Regions from separate parts of the Homo sapiens genome. Here region 1 is linked to region 2. Evidence: chromatin loops called from intact Hi-C (ENCODE). Cell type or tissue: PC-3. All regions are shown on one strand. Each heading gives the region's core, and the rest is flanking DNA. Links, peaks and the distances in the headings are about the cores only.

Region 1 (3,754 bases), core at 1,255-3,754, 95 kb before region 2:
GTGTTATGCTTACTTTAGTTGATTTTCTCTATGGATCTGTGGATAATTTTTGTGTATTCTGCCTTCTTTATCCATAATAATTTCTGACATTGTAGAGAGAGAGTAGATCTAATTTCCTTTCACCCTCACCTTAGACAGATAGATCATCAAGACTGATACTCATTTAGAAAAGCTAAAAAGGAGTGACTTCCCCCCACCAAAAAAAATCCAAGAAAGATTTGTTTTCAGATTTCCTGATGCTTTGGTTCAATACTTTCAGGCTACTTTCTGTGTTTTGAAAACTCTACTATGTGAGGAGGGCTAAACTTTACCAAAAAAATGATACTCTAAGCTACTCTAGGCTTGGGGATCTCTATGTCATTAAACATTTTGTGGTGAGATATAGTACTATAATATGACCTACAAAAAATCCTGGTCTATAACTTTCTTTTCAACTGTGTGACCTTCGTCATTCAATTTCAGGCAAGAAAACATGGGCATAAAGAGCATGGCTAGGAGTCAAATGACCTGGGCCACTAGATTGTCCCTCTCACCCAAATGGGAGACCACAGCAAAGTCCCTTCTCCTTTGGAACCACAGTTACTACTTCTACAATGAGGTTTTTGGAACAGATGCTCTGTAGGACCTTTTCTAGATCTAGCATTCTTTGGTTTTTTAAAAAATAATTCAAATTCCATTGGGATGCTTTAACAGAGAATCCTAACTGCTTCCTATTAAGAAGATATTTATTTTTGGAGGAGCAATGGATGTGCTCCAAACCTCATGGTTGTAACAACCTAGAAATAGAGAAGCAGAAGACAGTCACCTGATAATCATAGCATGGTATAAAAAATTAATGCTCAATGATTCTCGTAAAAGAAACAATGATAATTTCAGTTTATAAGTTGTGATTCAGCCAAGGAGATTCTGAAGAAACACTGTGTTTGCAACCTAGTGACAAGTTAATTATAGGGAACATATTGAGCCATCACAATAAAGCAGTCCTATTCACACCATCATGCCCGGTGACCCCACCAAAACAATGACCCTAGCCACAGAGAGGAAGAGGGAAGTACAGAGACCTAATGAAAAACAAAGGAAAATAACTCTCTGTGTTTATGAAGTAATAAAATGTTAACTATCACAGGATGACCCAAAGTTTTAGACTGAAATTTAACAACCACCACAAAAGAATTCCTTTTCAATCCTTGGCAAGTGTTGCATAAACTGTAGATGGTTCTGAATACTTAGTTTTCCTAAATGTAAACCTTCAATACCCTATTTAGGTTGAGAGCTTTGCTTCATTAAATAAGCATTACGAACTGAAGGGCTAGCTCTTGACTACCAAAAGGTGGGCTTGTTTCTTCCTTTAGGAAAACATAAGCCCTACGATCTGCAAAAAGGAGTGCACTTGTATTAGTACAAAAGTGTGCAGGATGTAGAATCACAGTCCAACAGGAAGGTAAAATTCAGGTCATTATCCAACCTCTTTACTTTGCTGACAAGAAAATTAAGGCCCAGGATGATTATTTACTTAGTCTCCCACACCCAGAGCATGGCAAAACCAAGGCTAAAACTCAGGCGTTCTGACTTCTCAACAAAAGGTTAGCCATTTAGCAAAGAAACTGCTATCCCTCTCATTGAAAGTAGGTGATTTAAGAAATCCAGGCTGCATTACCTAAAGTGCTTATTCAAAACTTTTTATACTAGATTGAATAATTAAATTATCAAGTAATTTCAAAAAAATAATTTTAAGGATTTTTTTAAAACACATTCTAAAAATTTGTCTTTTTTTTTTTTTAAAGCAGAATCAAGACCTTTATAAATGCAGGTTTTTCTGAACAGAATAATCACAATGGCAAAGTGAATAACTTCAACTTGTGTCAATTTAATTGCACATAAAATGCACTAGTGGATATAGTGTTTAAAACACTCTCACTATTTTAAAATTATTCCTGTTTAATTTATATTTCATTGCCAATTTTAAACAATTTATACAGAGTAAAATGGGTTTACACTAAACCAAAAAGAAGGCTGCTAGAAATTAAGCAGAATTTGGTTTATACAAACTTTCTATCTTATATCTTCTTTTGGGGGCTAGAGGACTGGAGAAACACAGGTGGAAACTGCACATTTTGGGCCTTAGGTAGGAAATGCTGTTTTAAATCTGAATCTAATGATTAATATTCTAGGAATAGTCAATTTGGGGAATTTTGATATTAAGAAAAATATCTATATAATAATAAAAGACAATGACTTTATTTCATTACTCAAAGGTTTAGGCATACATTTGTTAATAAATATGGCCACAAGAACAAAATTGCGTTGGTGAGTCATTTTACCTTTTCAGCATTTCGTCGAATTCTAGTTTCACCCTCTCGCTTGGCATTTTCAGCTTCTTTTAAACTGTTAAGAAAAGTAAACAGTTGGTCAGTTTATGACTCAATCATATTTTCAGTATCCTCAGTCCTGTGCTAAACACTTTCATATCCTCTGCTACGAATTGCTGAAAATGATCCTCTTACAAGAGACAAGCATTTCCGTCTTCAATGCCTGAGCCAGAGAAATTGCCAAAGATAAGGAAAGAAAGAAAGACGGCAATAGCTTATCTGGGAAACTTGCTTTCTGTAAATTAGCTTTCTTGCCTATAGTAAGAAAGGGTGTGAAACTGACTCACTGACAGTCAATTAGAAGCTTTGTTCTGTAAAACTGAATGGGTGTGACACCTTGATTGACAAACAGAAGATTGTCAGGAAAATTCCCTTTAACAGGCAGAACCAAGAGCTTTAAAATAATGCTGTGACAAGGGTGAAACCAAACTGAGCATTTGAGACATTGCCATCCACACCCTTAAGTATAACTTTGTATACCTTGTAAAGTATTTGTTTGCTTTCATGTAAAAGTACTAAGTTGTTAATGAAAGCTACATTTGAATTGAGCTTTAAGCCCTTTCACATCTATCATTTGATTAGCGTCTCATTCCGGAGATAGGTGTGGCTATCTCAGTTCCACAGAGTAAGAAACCAGGAGTTAGAGAGGTCAAATTCCCCTTTTCACATAATGCATAAAAAGAAAAAAAAACCCTACAGAATTAGGGCAGATTTGAACATTGAGAGAACATGTCTCCTAGATAAGAAAGTGGAAATCAGGCTGATTTCCTGTCTGGAAACCAGTTATCATCACTGTTTTGTAAACCTGATTGGACATGTCCTTGAATTCTACAAGGACTAACTGTAATTTTCAAAGGCAGGTGTGACGTTTGTTTGCTAATCAGTTAAATCTCTGTCCTGATTTTAAAGTTCCAGTGATGTAAATATAGCAATTTAAGGTTTGCTGGCACGTGAATTAGAGAGTCTAAACCTTGTTTAACAGCCAGAATATGAAAGACTAATTAGATCTTATCCACATCTGCGTCTTTAATGCCCAAGCACTGCCAGGCACTCAGATAAAGATTAACCCAATAGCCCTTCCTTTTGTAATGATCCGCGTTCCACTTTTTAAGCTAATAAATAGATTCAGACACATGGCATTATTACTATTATTATTTTAATTAGCCTCACATTACTCAGGAAGGGTCTCTACATATGCCCAAATGAAGCAATGGATGTCAGACGACTGACCTAGATCATTCCATATGAAAGTGCTTTCTAAATTTTAAAATATTGTGCCTTATAAAACACTATACATTTTCAAATTACTGTAATTTAAAAGAAATGAGAGTCTTGAATTTAATAACTAACATGACCACCTTATTCTCTTCTTTTAAGAAACTTCA
Region 2 (5,625 bases), core at 1,207-3,706:
TCATATTCATGCCAATACTCTTTCAACTCATTGAAACAATCAAACTATGGCCCATGAGTCAAACTGGCCTGCTGTCTGTTTTTGTAAATAAAGTTTTATTAAAACACAGCCATACTCATTCATATATGTACTGTCTATGGTTGCTTTAGCACCAGGACAGCAGAGTTGATAAGTTACAATCTGTAGAACCAAACATATTTACTGAATGGCCCTTTACAAACAAGTTTTCTGACCCTTATGATTAGGGCATGAGGCTATTTCTAGACAAAGCATTCCACATCTAGATCCCTTAGGGAAACTGAATATGCTTTTACCATAAGCTTTTCTGTGCCTTTGGGGGTCTTACTCCAAAAGGTAAAAATTGCCTGATAGTATCTGACCTTTCTGGGTCTTAGTTTTGGCAGTTTGAAACAAAAAGAAGAACCACCTGCCATAGCAGGAGAGTAATCTGTTTCCAGTAAAGAATACATTTCAGATGCAGCAGAATGTCCAGAACCAAAATCTTCTTCCATCTGGCCTTCCTCCCATTTCCACTGAAATCACAAATCTCTACTCAACTGTGCTTTCCACCAGCTGGAAAGCTAGCCCCTTCCCTTACATGCTGCTTTGGTTTGTACATTAAGGTCAAGGATTACTGGTGTTCAATCAGCTCTAAGCCGCCTCTCTCAAACAGTTAAAGGAGTTCGTGTCCAGACAGGAAAAGGCTCTTGGCCACAGATCCCATATACCGTGGTTTTTGCATTAAACTGTTCTTGTGATTTCCTTTATGTGGCTGAGCTGTTTAGTTTGTGTGATGACAAATGAGCTCACAGATTTCAAATTTGCAAATAAACATCTTATCTTTTATTAGTTTATTTTTTCAAAAACTGCTTTGCTAGAAGGAAGGAAATTAGTGCTCCTCAGGGAAGGGTGAGAACCAACTGCCTTCTATCACTGTCTAAAAACATCAAAGTTAAAGACTTTTTCTTTCATACAAAACTATAACATAAATACCCTGCTCAGATTGCCTTTTTGCCAAGAGATGAGAAGTCCTGAGGTACTCACGTAGGAAAGAAAGCCTCATGATGCTGGGGTAAGGGAGAAAAGGGTGGGCCATGTTGTCATCAGTAGCGAACTCCAAAGAGTTACTGCTACGAAAGTGCTGGGAAGGGAAGAGTGTGGTCCTTTTAAACAATACAGAAGGGGGAAAGGCAAGTGCTGGGTAGAGGAGGGTGTGGTCCCTGGCTGGGGTTCCACCTCCACGGACCTAGGTGAGAACAGGCATTTCCTGCCCAAATGTTGCATTTCCCAAGACCACCCTGGCCCACCAGGCCCCCATCCTGGGCATATAAAAACCCAAGACCCTAGCGGGCAAACACAGAAGTGGCTGGACATTGTGATGAACACATCCGTAGAAGAAGATACAAGCGGCTGGTCGTCGAGAGCCAGCTGGCAGAAGAGCACGCAGACAGCCACCAGTAGGTCAGCAGGCCATCCACCAGCAGAACACCTTGGAGTTTAGCCAAAGCGGTCAGAGGCCCCGGAGTGCCCCGACTTCAGGGAAAACCATTTTTCTTCAGGCTTCCCTATCTGCTCCCTATCCCTACTTCTACTCCGTAAAACCTTGCACTCAGTCTCCAAGCCCACATGTGATCCAATTCTTTTGTTACACCAAGGCAAGAAACTCGGGGATATAGAAATTATTCTGTCCTTGTGATAAGGAAGGGGGTTTAATTGAGTTGCTTACCACAAGCCACCTATAGATGGCAAGCTAACAGAGCACCCCATAACACACGTCCGCTGGGACGTCAGGAACTGTAAACACCCCTAGACACTGCCATGGGGTTGGAGCCCCACAGTCTGCCCACCTGTATGCTTCCCTAGAGGTCTGAGCAGCGGGGCACTGAAGAAGTGAGCCACACCCCCATCACACACCCTGTGAAGGGGACAAGAGAACCTTTCCCATTTCACTACCTGGAAAGGTGCTCCTAATAGACATTTGGAATAAATTGTGAATTTGTCCGGTAAAACTTGATCATCTGTAAAGGGGGCACATTGTGTATAAAGGATGACTGCAGTTGAAACTTTCAATTATACCCTCCTCCCCACTCAACCACTCCTCCTCCATTGTTATAAGGCACTGGCATATTCTGGAGGGCTGATAGGTTGATTCCTCATGTTTGGTTTCCCAGTTCATAGAAATGCAATCATCGTATTTATATCTATATGTCCACTAAGTTATAAATTTTACCCTGATGATATAATTGCTTACCATTACTATAAAAGACAGTGGGAGGGTGTGAACATAGTGAGAAGTAGGGAAGAAATGTCGACCTTGGGTGCTATTAGCCTTGTGGTTGTCCTGGTCAATACCACAAGTCCCGAGGTTATTTGTTTTGTCACCAAACCTTTATTTGCAGCTACCTTGAAGTTGGCTGTAGAAGCCACAGAGTAATATCTTTTTCTTCTAGATTAAAATTGTCTCAGGCAGTAAAAATTTACAGGCTCCCCTTCAAGTAATTAAATTTAGTTCGAAAATTTGTTGTTCCATTTATAAGACATTTTAGGTTGACTTTATTTTAAAAATCACTGTTAAAATAGTCTCTGAAAAATTTTGTTATCTTTTTAAAACTCAGCCAATTAGATGCCCTAAAACTTTTAAAACTACATTTATAAACAATTTTCCTTTCAAGTATTTCAATTAGATAATAAAATGAGTAAGTATTTTTCGAGTACTAATGAATTTTTATAAATTTAATAAAAAACAACAAACTTAAAATTCTCTTAGACACCACAATACTGATACTCACATTGCAACATCTCAACTCAAAGGTGTCAGTGTAAACCAATTGACTACTAATTTAAATGTATTTACAAAGTTGTTATTTCAATTAACCAAATTTCCTTGCATATTACAGATATATAAAAAAACAAATATTCATGGGGACTATCTTTCTTATTCTGATATAATTGACACACCAAAAGCTGTATATTCTTTAAATGTATAATGTCACAATTTTAGACATACGTATATGCATACGTGTGAAACCATCACCAGAATCAAGATAATGAATATGTTCATTGCCCAAAATTTTTCTAAGTCTCTTTGTAAAGAATTCTCAAAACTCAATAATAAGATTATGACAGCAAACTGAAAAGCAGCAAAAGATATGGAGAGAAATTTGGCCCAAAACAAACAAATGGCAAATAAGCACATAAAAGATGCTCAACACTATTGGCAATTAGGAAAATGAAAATTACGACCACAGTGAGGTACTGTTACACACTTATTAGAAAATGGCTATAATCAGAAGACTAACCACACCGTGTGTTGAAGATGATGTGGAAGAACTGGACCTCTCATATAGAAAATGGGTCAACTACCTCAGGAAAAAAAAAAAAAAAGTTTGGCAGTTTCTTTAAATAGTTAAACATATACCTACTATTTAGTCCAGCCATTCTATTCCTAGGTGTTTACCCAGGAGTAAGAAAAGCATATGTTTATGTAAAACTTGTACTAGAATGCTTAAAGCAGTTTTATTGTAATAGTCAAACACTGGAACCAACTCAAATATTCATCAACAGGTGAATGAACAAACACATTGCAATACATCCATGCGACAGAATACTATTCACCAATGAAAGAAAAGAAACTATTCATGCATGCAACAGTATAGGTGAATCTCAAGATAATTTTACTGAGTGGAAGAAACTAGACAAATAAGTGCATATTGCATGATTTTAGTTATATGAAAGTTGTTAAATAAATTAAAATGGAGATCAGGCCTGAAGAAGCCCTGAACAGACAAAATCAAATGGGCCTTATAAGTGACCTTAACTTCGCTTGATTTGCAAACATAACTTAACTTGAGCTATTTCTTGTAAATGCCTATATTAAAGAAAACAACTTATGCTCAACCAATCAAACTCAGCGACTAATTTATAATTATGTAACTAAGGACTTTCCAGCAGCATAGACCAAATAAAGCAACTTTGCAACTATAACCAATCAAAATTTTTTGAATTACTTTTGCATTCCCTCTGCTAAACCTGTCCATTATGCCACTTCAACGGAGCCTCCGAACTACTCTCAGTCTGGTGCCATTCATGAATTCTTGCATGCTCAAATAAACTCTTTATAATTTTATTGTGCCTCAGTTTACCTTTTAAACAAAATCAAGAAAATGCAAACTACTATATAGTGATGGAAAGTAGATAAGCAGTTGCCTGGGCAGAGAGATAGGAGGGTTAAGAGATGAGTTTTTAAAAGGGGCATTCAAAAAGTTTACAAGTTATGAGTATGTTCATTGTTTTGATTGTCGTGAGGGTTTCACTGGTGTATACATATTTTAAAATGCATCAAATTGTTCACTTTAAATATGTGCAGTTTATTGTGTGTCCGTTCTACCTCAATGAAGCTTTTAAAATTGTTTTGACCCAGTATAACTGAAAAAACCTTGAATTTTTAAGTCAGAGGATCAAGAAGATCTTTCATTTTTTTTACTGTAACGAATATTTACATAAACTAAAAGTGTTTTTTAAATTCTTTTTGATTCATGTGTCAAAATTTAGACTTTGTTTCATATAATAGTATTCTTAATAGTGTTCTCATGATTTACTTAATGCTATATGACTTCAAATTTCCAGACAATTAAGAATGTTTTCCAAAACCATAATATAGCAAAATAAAATATAATCAAATCAATCAACAAAATGGTTGTGTTGCATTTTTAACTTTACCCAGAAATTTTAGGAGCACAATTTTCTATTGGTCTGTTTATTTTTCAAATTACCTAAATTCCATTTAAATGATTTTATTAAAAACCATTATTTTATAGATGGTAACAAAACTCAGTTGCATTGCATGTCAATAAAAATTCTATAATATTTTACAGTTATATGTGTCTTTCACTATTTACTAAAGAACTTAAATCCAAGATCTTGAATGTAATCAGGTGTGCATGTCGCAAATTCTCAATTTTGCATTCTGTAGAGCTATCACAGAGAAAAGCACACAATTATACCCTCTAAAATTAAGGTAAATTTTCAAATTTTCTAAACCGTAGTTTTTAAAAATCAACTTTTGGTATTTAAAAGGCATTTATTATAATAGCTCTGATTTTGGAATAAATGCTTCAGAAAAATAATATTTATAAAGAAAACTTTTTAACCAAAGAAGGACTGACAGTTAGACTCTAAATTTTTATAGAACATGGGCTTTCTTTTTCATTTCTTTTCTATGTTTTTTTTTTTCTTTTGGTGGTGGGATAGGTGGATATTGTCCAAAGTTTAAAATCTGTCTTCCTGTATCACCACCAGTGTCACACAACTCTTTATATTCTAGCTTTAAGCCCATACGTTTTATTTTTCCCTCAATCTATGTCTTGTTCTTACCAGTTCAAAGACCTTTTGGTGATATCCTTGGGTATTATTTTAAGGGAATGCGTTTCTAACGCACAGAAACTTGAATAATAACACGTCTAGAGCCTAATTCTATACTGAGTCAATCTAGTAACTGTGACATTTTCCAGAGTAGAAAAATCTGATGGCTCTTGGGTAGTTTTGAGTCTACAAACAATATATAGAAATGTCAGAGTTTTATTTAGGCATTCATTTTACCATTGGCAGGTTCATTTGCCTCTTTGA

Evidence for each region. Hi-C counts contacts between places; a loop is a spot of excess contacts. Peaks named below come from ENCODE experiments on the same cell type or tissue, not always from the same donor. Only the 100,000 strongest peaks of a DNase experiment are listed, where the experiment ranks them.
Region 1: a loop joins it to region 2, with 2.5 times the contacts of the local background. A loop is called at or near these places in 1 of 110 quality-filtered maps.

Annotation. Positions count from the first base shown.
Region 1 is chr5:148,089,796-148,093,549 of GRCh38, reverse strand. It overlaps SPINK5 (serine peptidase inhibitor Kazal type 5), which reads right to left. Exons shown (of 33, transcript NM_006846.4): 8 at 2,322-2,385. LOC124901185 (a long non-coding RNA gene) reads left to right here. Exons shown (of 3, transcript XR_007059139.1): 2 at 3,747-3,754. Among named protein-coding and RNA genes, the nearest start is that of SPINK5, 28 kb to the right of the region's middle. In PC-3, for the core only: no CTCF peak of the experiment used is centred there; a DNase peak (open chromatin) is centred at 2,419; H3K4me3 peaks cover 1,104 bases; H3K27ac peaks cover 438 bases.
Region 2 is chr5:147,992,755-147,998,379 of GRCh38, reverse strand. No RefSeq gene overlaps it. Among named protein-coding and RNA genes, the nearest start is that of SPINK5, 68 kb to the left of the region's middle. In PC-3, for the core only: no CTCF peak of the experiment used is centred there; a DNase peak (open chromatin) is centred at 2,339.